Regions from separate parts of the Homo sapiens genome. Here region 1 is linked to region 2. Evidence: chromatin contacts called from ENCODE Hi-C data. All regions are on one chromosome and are shown on one strand. The core of a region is the stretch at or near the end of the contact, and the rest is flanking DNA. Distances in the headings are between cores, read along the strand shown.

Region 1 (4,917 bases), core at 236-2,735, 980 kb after region 2:
AAGAGATACCATCCTAAGTTCTATTCAGAGTCCTAATATTGAGAGAAGAAAACCACAGAGCATAAAATAGAACACGGCTGCCTTAATAAAAACAATACATACATTTACATAGCTAAAATAAATAGCTCAGATGATTCTTCCTTCACCCATAAGGAAGATATTTTCATTTGGCCTTTATCCAGAAAGTCGAAGTCAATGGAGCTAAAATTTCCGGAGTATGTATTCTGGTTGATAATCTTTTATATAAAGCTACTGTACTCATTCAGAGCAGGTTATAACTTTTTTCCAAAGGAAATAATGAAACCTAAGTATTCTTTTCTGCACAGTTACAAATGCTCCCCCTTTTTTAAAGCTAAAGGATAGGCTGTTTTTCTTTAACCATAAGGAAATAATTTCAGTGCATTATAAAATGAAAACCTTTCACTAACCTCTCTATTGCTAGGCCATGTTTCCATATCTTTTGGGGGAAAAAAGACATTCAGAATGGAAGATAAATGGTCATCTGTCTGGAACTTTCTTCTCTCTTCTCCCTCTCATGCATGCGCTCTCTCTCTCTCTCTCTCTCTCTCTCTCCCCCTCTCTCTCTTTCTGTTTTTCTCCCACTATTTCTTTTCCTCACCTTGGAAATCTTAGAATTATTTTTGTGTGTCTGAGTGGAATTATGTCATCAATTTCCCTACCATCCAGGAGAGGATATAAAGAAAGTATTTTAATAGTGAAGTCTTCAAAATGTCGGAATGATTCACTGTGCAAGTTTGTGGTCTTTTAAAAACTAGATAGATTTTCATCAGTCTGAGATAATTTGCTTTAAAAAAAGAGGGCCAGTAGTCATTTCTTTAACATACCTTCCAATTCCATAATTCTGTGTTCTGTAGAGTGATCTCATTCATTCAGGAAATATTTACCAAATGCTACTATGTGCAAAGCATGGTATTACTAGTGTGAAATGGAAACTCTCCTCCCACTTAGGTAAAGCCTATTTTGCTAATTTGCTTCAGTACATTGAATAATACCATTATAATTGATTAATTATCTCTTGGTCTTTTATTAATATTTTTATTAATATTTATTAATATATACTGAATGCTGCAAAAAAAACAGCTATTCTTCCTGACCTAGAAGAGTTTACAATCTAATTGCAGAGAAAAAAAAATGCATGAAGGAAATAACCAGAGAATGAGGCCAAAATAATACAAATAGTACAAGCTGTACAGTGATGAAGATTGGCTTTATCCAAGAATGCTTGTAGAAAGAGATGAGTTCTAAGGGAACATGTAATCTGAATGTGCAATTGTCATATTTCTAAGATCAAACCAATGACTTCTGAAGATCATCTTAATTAAAAATATTTAAAAGCTAAAAGCCTCAACGCTGCTGATGCAGATTGGCTTTCAAGCATTGTATGAAGAAACCCAGCCCATGTACTAAAAATGGAGCAGCAAATCTCAGGCAGTGTTTTGGCAGAATGCCCTGGGGCTCAAGAGGGTTTACCGTGTGGTAAATCAGCTGCTACTTCCGATAGCTCCACAATGTCACAAGAGTATCAGGTCTCAGTGCTGGAGCAGAATTAACCAGAAGAGCAAATGAAATTGCTAAGAATTTTGAAGGCATAGTTTCAGTCAAATGGTGTGCAGCGTAAAGTGTTACTCTTGTATTTACTCAGCATGTTAACTATCTTAACTGGATCATATATCAGTACTCTCCAAGTGCCCCTCACTGGAAGTGCTAAACTGGAGTGTGATTCTCAGAGTTAATTGATAGAGGCGCCATCTGGACTCTCCTGAAAAAGTTTCAAATTTTAAAGAAGTCAGAATCGGCAAAGGGAGGTGTTCTAGGATAATGCCTCAGTGTTGATGTGCAAATTAAAGAACCCGAATGAAATTAGAACAACCTAAAAGAAACCACACATTTGACAGCCAATGTTATTCAAACATTTTCAAGTGTATGATTGACAGCATCAATATTCCACTCTGCAAGCATCTGATCCTCCCTACCTTAGCTGATTTCTTCATTTGGCTTTGGAACTCTATAAATGTGTTAAGCTTGAGAGGTTGAAAAATACTTTTGGAATTGCTTAATCCAGGAAAAGGAGTTGTACATTCAAATCCCCGTGTTAATATTTCATTCCTAAAAGTTTTCAAGCTCGAATCATTAGAATGCTTTTTGGCTCTAAGTGACAAATTCAAAATGGCTTACACAATAAAGAAATACATTATTTTATATAAGAAAATATTCAAAGGAGGACTCTAGGTTTTGCTTGGGAGCCCTTTTCCACATGTTGGCATTGTCTTCTGACCACGGACAAGCTGGGCACAGTGGTCCAAGCATCCTCTCTGGTGAGACACTGGCAGAGAACAGAGAGACTACCTCATGTCTCTTCCTGAGCAGAGAGGAACCTTCCCCAGAGCTTCCCGGCTGATGCCCCTGACACCTCATTTGCCAGAACTGGGTCAGCTGTCCATTTCTGAGGCAGTCACTGGCAAGAGAAATGGAATTGTCGTTAATAGCTTAAGTAATTTTTGGGGGTGGGCTGTTCTAGAAGAGTAGTTTCACAGACAGCTGTTTTAGTGACAGCTTTATTCAAATAAGCCATAGTATATTTGTTTTAAGAATAAGACAAAGCCAAGATTCTCAAGTGAGAAGGGAATGGTTATATCAAAATAATCTATGGAGATTTTTCCAATTAGACCCACCCTAATCTGTGGAGTTATTTCAGTTATTTCAAACTAGACATAGTCCAGTTTATGTGGCTCCTCCCTTAAAACTCTCACCTCCCACTACACGTGCGTGTGTGGGCGCACACACACACACACAGATAGATAGATGATAGATAGATAGATAGATAGATAGATAGATAGATAGATAGATAGATACACACTTACACATACACACCTTACTAGTTATTTTGTTTGGTTGTTTTTTTAGAGATAGGGTCTCACCTTGTTCCCCAGGCTGGTCTCAAACTCCTGGCCTCAAATGATCCTCCTGCCTTGAACTCCTAAAGTGCAAGGCATAAGCCACTGCGCCCGTCCTTTGCTCCATTCTTAAAGGGACTGTTTTTGATATTTCACTATTAAGAAATATGCTGTAGATATTTTTTATAGATGTCTCTTAACAAATTAAGGAAATTCCCTTCTTAAAAAAATGTTTAATGTTTCATTTAAAATCTGGCCACTGTGCTGAGTGCAATTGCTTCTGCTTTGGTAATAACCGTAAAGTAATAATGAATAAAAGTTCAAACTTTTATCGTATTTATTTTCAGTAATCTCACCCATACCATATTGCCTCTAGGTGACAGTGTTAATTAGTTCCACTGACCCCTCAAATTTAGATAAAGAAAATGCTATCAGGGACCTGAAATTTGCTCACACGGGAATCTGGAGAAACACAGGCATATCAGGTGGCTCTGCAGGCACTGTTATCAGCTGAACCTGGCGTTTTGCCAAGAAAAAAGATTTGCTAACCTTTAAACTCCTTCAGGGGTATGATAAAAGGAGATAAGATTTTCTGTTTGGCTACTCATATAAAATCACCATTACTCCTGAAGTTTTCCTACTAAATACTGACAAACACTTCAATTTGGAGATGGCAGCAGCAGAAAACACCATTTGAAATACAGAACATCTCTTTCTTTATCATCACAATTATTCTATTCACAAGATTACCTCCAATAACACTTATTCTTTATAAGTGTTCAAGAATATCGTGTAAGATGGGGAAAGCTGTTCTATTTAAATAGGCACTTAGAGAGAAAGTGAGGAAGATAACATATACCTACCTTATCTGGCATTCAGAGGGGTTGAAAGTTTTTAAACCCTCTTTTTCAGGCCAGGCACGGTGGCTCACGCCTGTAATCCCAGCACTTTGGGAGGCTCAGGTGGGTGGATCACCTGAAATCAGGACTTCGAGACCAGCCCGGCCAACATGGTGAAACCCCATCTCTACTAAAAATACAAAAATTGGCCAGGCGTGGCGGGCACCTGTACTCCCAGCTACTCGGGAGGCTGAGGCAGAATTGCTTGAACCTGGGAGGTGGAGGTTGCAGTGAGCCGAGATTGTGCCACTGCACTCTAGCCCGGGCAACAGAGCAAGACTCTGTCTCAAAATAAAAAATAAATAAATCCTCTTTTTCAGAAAGGAAGCAAACTGTGTACATGATTATATAGATTTGCTTTGATTCATTCATTCAACAAACATTTACTGATGTGCCATACACTATTCTAAGCTGTAAGGATGCTATAGGGAACAACAAAGCTAGAGGCCCCAGAACCCTCCTGTGTATATTCTAGTGAGGGTAGCAGAGAATAAGCAGGTCATAAGCTTTATGGGTCTTCTGGTGTCTAAGGGCTGTGAAATAAAATATAGCTGGGGGTAGGAAGTGGGCAATCGAGAAAGGGTTTCCCTGAATAATTGTTTTTTGATAGAAGGAAAGGTATTTCAGGCCACACACTGTAGTTCAAGCCTGTAATCCCAACACTTTGGGAGTCCAAGGTGGGAGGATTGCTTGAGGCCCCAGAGTTCAAGACCAGCCTGGACAACATAGTAATCTCTACAAATAATTTAAAAACTACCTGGGCATAGTGGTGCTTGCCTGTAGTCCCAGCTACTCAGGAGGTCGAGGTGGGAGGATCACTTAGGCCCAGTAGTTTAAGGTTTCAGTGAGCCATGATCATGCCACTGCACTCCAGCCTGGATGAAAGAGGGAGACCCTGTCTCAAAAAAGAAAGACACTTTATTCTTACATTTAAAGGTGCTAACAAAATAATTAGTAACAAATAAATGTTTCACACTAATGCCAAAGAAACCTAAGTATGACATCTGAGATATGCAAATGCTTTTGCACAGCTGGCCAGCAGCAATCTTGTGCTGCCCCTCTTTCAAAGGTGATTTAGTAAAAGATGCTACTGTGGATTACTT
Region 2 (4,997 bases), core at 2,461-4,960:
AAGGATCCCAAGTATCATAAGTTTGACTCACCTTCTGTAGTTTTTTAAAGGATGAAGCCTTCATGTTTTCTGACAACTTAACTGAAAAATACTATTATTTTCATTAAGGAACAAATGAGCAATTAAGATGAAAGATGATATCAAATGTTCTGAATTCATGTATAATTTCAAAAACAAGGTTAGAATGTATGGATATATATAGGAAAGATAAGAAATGAATTTCCAGGGGCTGGGCGTGGTGGCTCACACCTGCAAACCCAGCACTTCGGGGGGCCAAGGCGGATGGATCACTTGAGGCCAGGAGTTTGAGACCATCCTGGCCAACATGGTGAAACCCCACCTCCACCAAAAATACAAAAATCAGCCGGGCATGGTGGCGCTCACCTGTAATCTCAGCTACTTGAAAGGCTGAGGCACGAGAATTGCTCGAACCCAGGAGGCGGAGGTTGTAGTGAGATGAGATCGTGCCACTGCACTCCACCCTGGGCAACAGAGTGAGTCTCTGTCAAAAAAAAAAAAAAAAAGGAAAAAAGAAAGGAAGGAAGGGAGGAAGGGAGGGAGGGAAGAAGGCAGGGAAAGAGCAAGAGAGAGAAAGAAAGAGAGAGAGAAAGAGAGAGAAAGAAAGAAAGAGAGAAAGAGAAAAAGAGAGAGAGAGAAAGGAAGGAAGGAGTTTCCAGAGTAGTGGGGGCACCAAACAACTTCTAATTCTACATTTCCAGTGGCACCACTACATCCAAATCAGCCAACTTAATCCTGTAGTACTTATCCAAATGGCCATCATTAATAGAATTTTCCAAAAAAAAAGTCACCGTTCTAGGGTCTGTCATTTTAATATCTATGGATGAATACATTCTCCCCTTGATTCTCCTTCATGGTCCAATCTGTAGCAATCCTGTCTAATTTAATGAAGCAACAACTTTAATTTATACTTAACTGCCTCCTCAGAAAAATGCAAATAGCAACCTTTGAATATTATCAGGCCTTCCAATGAAAAAGGATACAAAATCTCTGAGTTGTCCAAATATTTCATCCACTTTTCCAATTTGTTCTTTGTTTTCTAAGTAAACAGGAGCATTGAAATAAGGCACCTTATTTTCATCTGTGGTACATTTACAAACTATGTCATCTTCACAGGGATGCAGGAACTCTCCTAATACTGAAACAGGACAAGAAAATGTTAAAACATAGAACTATTTCAAACGATACTGACCAACTGCTTCTGGAAGCTTTCTTTTTGGCTACCTGGGACTTCACCATAACTGCTCTCCTCTGAGGCAGAAGACCACAGTCTTAGGACTTCCTGGGCTGGTATACCAACTCCACAACACACTAGCTATTTGACCTAGGAGAAGTTACCCACCCTCTCTCTAATTCAGTGTCTCATTTTTAGTATGCACTAATAACATATAATGTATAGCTATACCTAATATACAGTAATGTAAGCACTCAATGGAATAACAAATGTCAAGTGCTTAGAACAGTGCCTGGCACACTGACACCATTCAACCTGTAACAGTTATGTTATTACAACTTATTATCTGATTCAAAACTCTGCTTCATTCTCTTGGTTCTCCCTTTTCTTCAATGCCTAACAGAATCAGCCTTCATTCTTTTTTTTTTTCTCTTGCCTTAGAACTTTTCCATTCCCACTACCACCTCTTTAACAATGATTCATTGTTTTCAAGGACATCTGGAATCTCAAAATAACTACCTTTATTTCTAACTAGACTGTCACCCCAAACTAAAATACCACATTCCTGCAAAACCAAGTCTTCATTCCTATCACCCAAGCTCAAAACCTGGAACCCTTTATTATCAGCATTAGCTAAGTTCTACCGATTTTGTTTCCTTTGAAATCTCTCTCCTATCTAACCCTTCCTTTTTTTTCCTCACTGTCACCATCCTGATTCAGGCTCTCAAGGTCTCATGTATGGACTGGTACAACAGCTTGTGGGCTGGGACCTTTTATTCTAGAAACTGCTCCTTTCAAACCATCCTGCATACTCATCCAAGCCATTCTTAGTTAGACACTACTCACCCTCTCTCCTCTTTAATGTAGTAAGTTTCACTTTCTGTGACTTCCATTCCCATCTCATTGTTAATTACTCTAAAACTACCCTAAATAGGTGTTTTTCTAGATTTCCTCTCTGGCAGTTTCCCTCTCAAGCAAATTGTTTTCTCACTTATCTACTTTTGAGTAGTAACAGAAAGCATGGGCTTTGGAGTCAGAATACTTGGCTTTGTATTTCTTTCTTTTCTGTACAGACAGGGTCTCCTGCTTTATTATCCAGGCTGGTCTCTAACTCCCGGCTTCAAAAGATCCTCCCGTCTTAGCTTCCCAAAGTGTTGGGATTACAGGCGTGAGCCACCGCACCCAGCCTGTATTTCAGCTATATCACTAATTGATCACTTATCACTAACCTTATGACCCCAGCAAAAAAACTTAACTCTAAATCATAGTTTTCTCATCTGTAAAATCGGGGAATTAGGCATAAGTACTCACGATTACCTATTTAATATCTTCCTGTCAACCCTCAAGTTCCACCTCCAAGATGCATTCTAAGTATCCCTCAGCTTTCTTGATCTCCCCACTCCACCCTTACATGCTACATTCTCCACACAGGCTTGTGTATCCCAAACTTGCTGCCTAACAACACAAACCCCCAACCCACACCTACTCCTTCAAATAAGCTAAATACTGAAGACTGCATACAGACTACACGTTCTGGAGGTCCTTGGTCTTGGCCTTTGTTAAAGCCTCCGCGGCCACCCCCTCGTCCAAATCCTCCCCTGCCGCCGCCTCTGAAATTGCCGCCGCCTCCACCGCCGCCTCCACCTCGGAAGTGGTTGCTGCTGCCACCTCGGTTGAAGCCGCCACCTCCACCACCTCGATTAAAGCCTCCACGACCTCCGCCTCGAAAAGACATTCTCTCTCCTCCCTGATGAAAAAAAAACGACCTATGTCTTCTGATCACTGTAGCCTCTGAGTATACTCCAACCCCTCGGAGCTGCGGTGAGAACACCATAAAGGAGACAAAAGCAGCCCTGTCACCTCACCCACGGTCAGACAGCCAGTGACCACCAACCTGATGGGTGAAGAGTTTACTTCTCCATGGTCTCGTGAGCGCCGACCGACCACACACCACCCTTGCCGCCCCATGATTAGTATCTCCTCCCCCTACAGACAGCAAGGTCTTCGCACCGCATCCCCTTCCTTCCTCCCTCCCTCCGGCAGTTGGGTTCCACGTCCAGCATTTTCAAATCCTCCGGCTTCTACGGCCACTCACCGGCGCCACGTGCCCCTCTGGCCCTGGCCTTGCGCACACACCCACCCGCGGGGTACTTCCGCCGCGCTGGAACCTCCTCGGTTACCGTACCGCCACAGAGTTTTTTAAAGACCAGAAACTTGAATAACTGGTTTGCCAAAAAAAAAAGCCAATCACCCGCGGAACAAGCAACACTGGTTCCAAAACAGCCTTTAGCGCTGGAAAAGTGGCAATAATAGATAACCTTAACCACTAATTTACAACAGAGAGGCCAACTTGCCTGACGCTGAGCCGTGGAAGTGACGTATAACAGCGGCGTCCTTTGCAGCACGACGTCCCGGAAGTGCTGCGGCAATGTTGCTCTTGGAGATAGCTGGCGTTAGGGATCCGCCTTCTCTCCCAGAGGCGGGGCAGGTTTCTGTTTGGTTGCCGCCCTAACGGCCAGAACTAAAGCACCTTGCAAGGAATGAAGTTGGTTCTTGAAGTCCGTGCTGACTGGCTGGGCGCATTTGCGCATTTGCTTCTCTGGCTGCAAAATGGCCCGCAACAGCACTCACTAATTTGTTGCTAACTTCAGGAACTGTGCGGACAGGTCTCTGAGGCTTCTGAGCCGCGCTATGTCCAGTAGATCTGGGCGCCTCAGAACCTGTCACAGCCGACGGAAGCGTTTATCTGAGTTTCTTGTTTCTTCCCAACCTTTTGATTTTCGCACCATTACGCGCTCAACTATGCCTCTTCTTTTGTCCTATGGTCTCAACTAATTAAAGGAAGAAAAGCAATGCATGTGTGTGTGTAATTTTAAAGAAACTATGCTGTCTTATAGAAAACCAAACCATCATTTTTATCTTTTGTACCAGGTATTCAAGTATGTTTTGAGCACCGACGGGCTGTGAACTGGACTGTGCTGAAAGCTCCTCTCCCTCTTCTCTCTTTAAGCCCTTTATATTTGACATCAGCTTCCCCCACATTCTCCAAAGCTTCTCTCACAAATAAAGGTAATGACTTCCCATTTATTAAATTTGGTTGGAGTCTTTTACACCCAAACCCTCTGAGACCTTACCTTGATATTTGATCTCGTGTTTAGAAGAGGGTGGAACTTGGTACCTATCTAATTCAGAGGGTTATTGTAAATGGGATTTTAAAATACCTTTGTAGGCGGGGCGTGGTGGCTCACGCCTGTAATCCCAGCACTTTGGGAGGCCAAGGCAGATGGATCACTTGAGATCAGGAGTTCGAGACCAGCCTGGCCAATACGGTGAAACCCCTTCTCTACTAAAAATACAAAAATCAGCCGGGCATGGTGGCACACGCCTGTAATCGCAGCTACTCGGGAGGCTGAGGCAGGAGAATCGCTTGAACCCGGGAGGCGGAGGTTGCCGTGAGCCGAGATCACGCCACTGCACTCCAGCCTGGACGACAGAGCAAGGCTTGGTCTCAAAACAAACAAAAAACAAAATAAGTGAGAGAGGAAACTTTACTTGTTCTTTTTCTTTTAGTTTAGTAAATGCTGCAATTTGATTTTAACGAATGTTGGTCTTTTTATGGGCCTATATAAGTGTATTATTTTTGAAACAAAAAATGAAAATTACCTATTTAGTATGAAACCTTTGCTTATCTTTTGCTGTGTATTTGCTCAATTCTGAATTGAACTTGAGATTGTCACACACAGATTGCATTTTCAACTGAAATGAGATGATTTTTGTCTTTACTCTTAAAACTTAGTGAGAAAAA

Evidence for each region. Hi-C counts contacts between places; a loop is a spot of excess contacts on that map. Pooled maps may share reads with other maps.
Region 1: a map of chondrocyte shows a loop between it and region 2 (2.1-fold over the local background). The contact joins the enhancer-like site here to the promoter of GAR1-DT in region 2. A Hi-C loop is called at or near these places in 2 of 168 maps with a recorded cell type or tissue (IMR-90 and chondrocyte) and 7 of 50 pooled maps.

What each region holds. Positions count from the first base shown.
Region 1 is chr4:108,827,344-108,832,260 of GRCh38, reverse strand. All of the region lies in intron 32 of COL25A1 (collagen type XXV alpha 1 chain), which reads left to right. Among named protein-coding and RNA genes, the nearest start is that of ETNPPL, 67 kb to the right of the region's middle. Within about 2 kb of position 1,485, at least 2 of the 41 ENCODE cell types and tissues checked have a DNase peak (open chromatin) inside an H3K27ac peak, as active enhancers do.
Region 2 is chr4:109,814,095-109,819,091 of GRCh38, reverse strand. GAR1-DT (GAR1 divergent transcript) reads left to right here and starts at 3,710. Exons shown (of 2, transcript NR_186620.1): 1 at 3,710-4,261. GAR1 (GAR1 ribonucleoprotein) reads right to left here and starts at 3,330. Exons shown (of 7, transcript NM_018983.4): 1 at 3,288-3,330; 2 at 2,714-2,939; 3 at 1,002-1,156; 4 at 32-91. The coding sequence starts at 2,927. RefSeq lists enhancers at 2,585-2,654, 2,825-2,874, 3,225-3,274, 3,285-3,684, 3,855-3,954.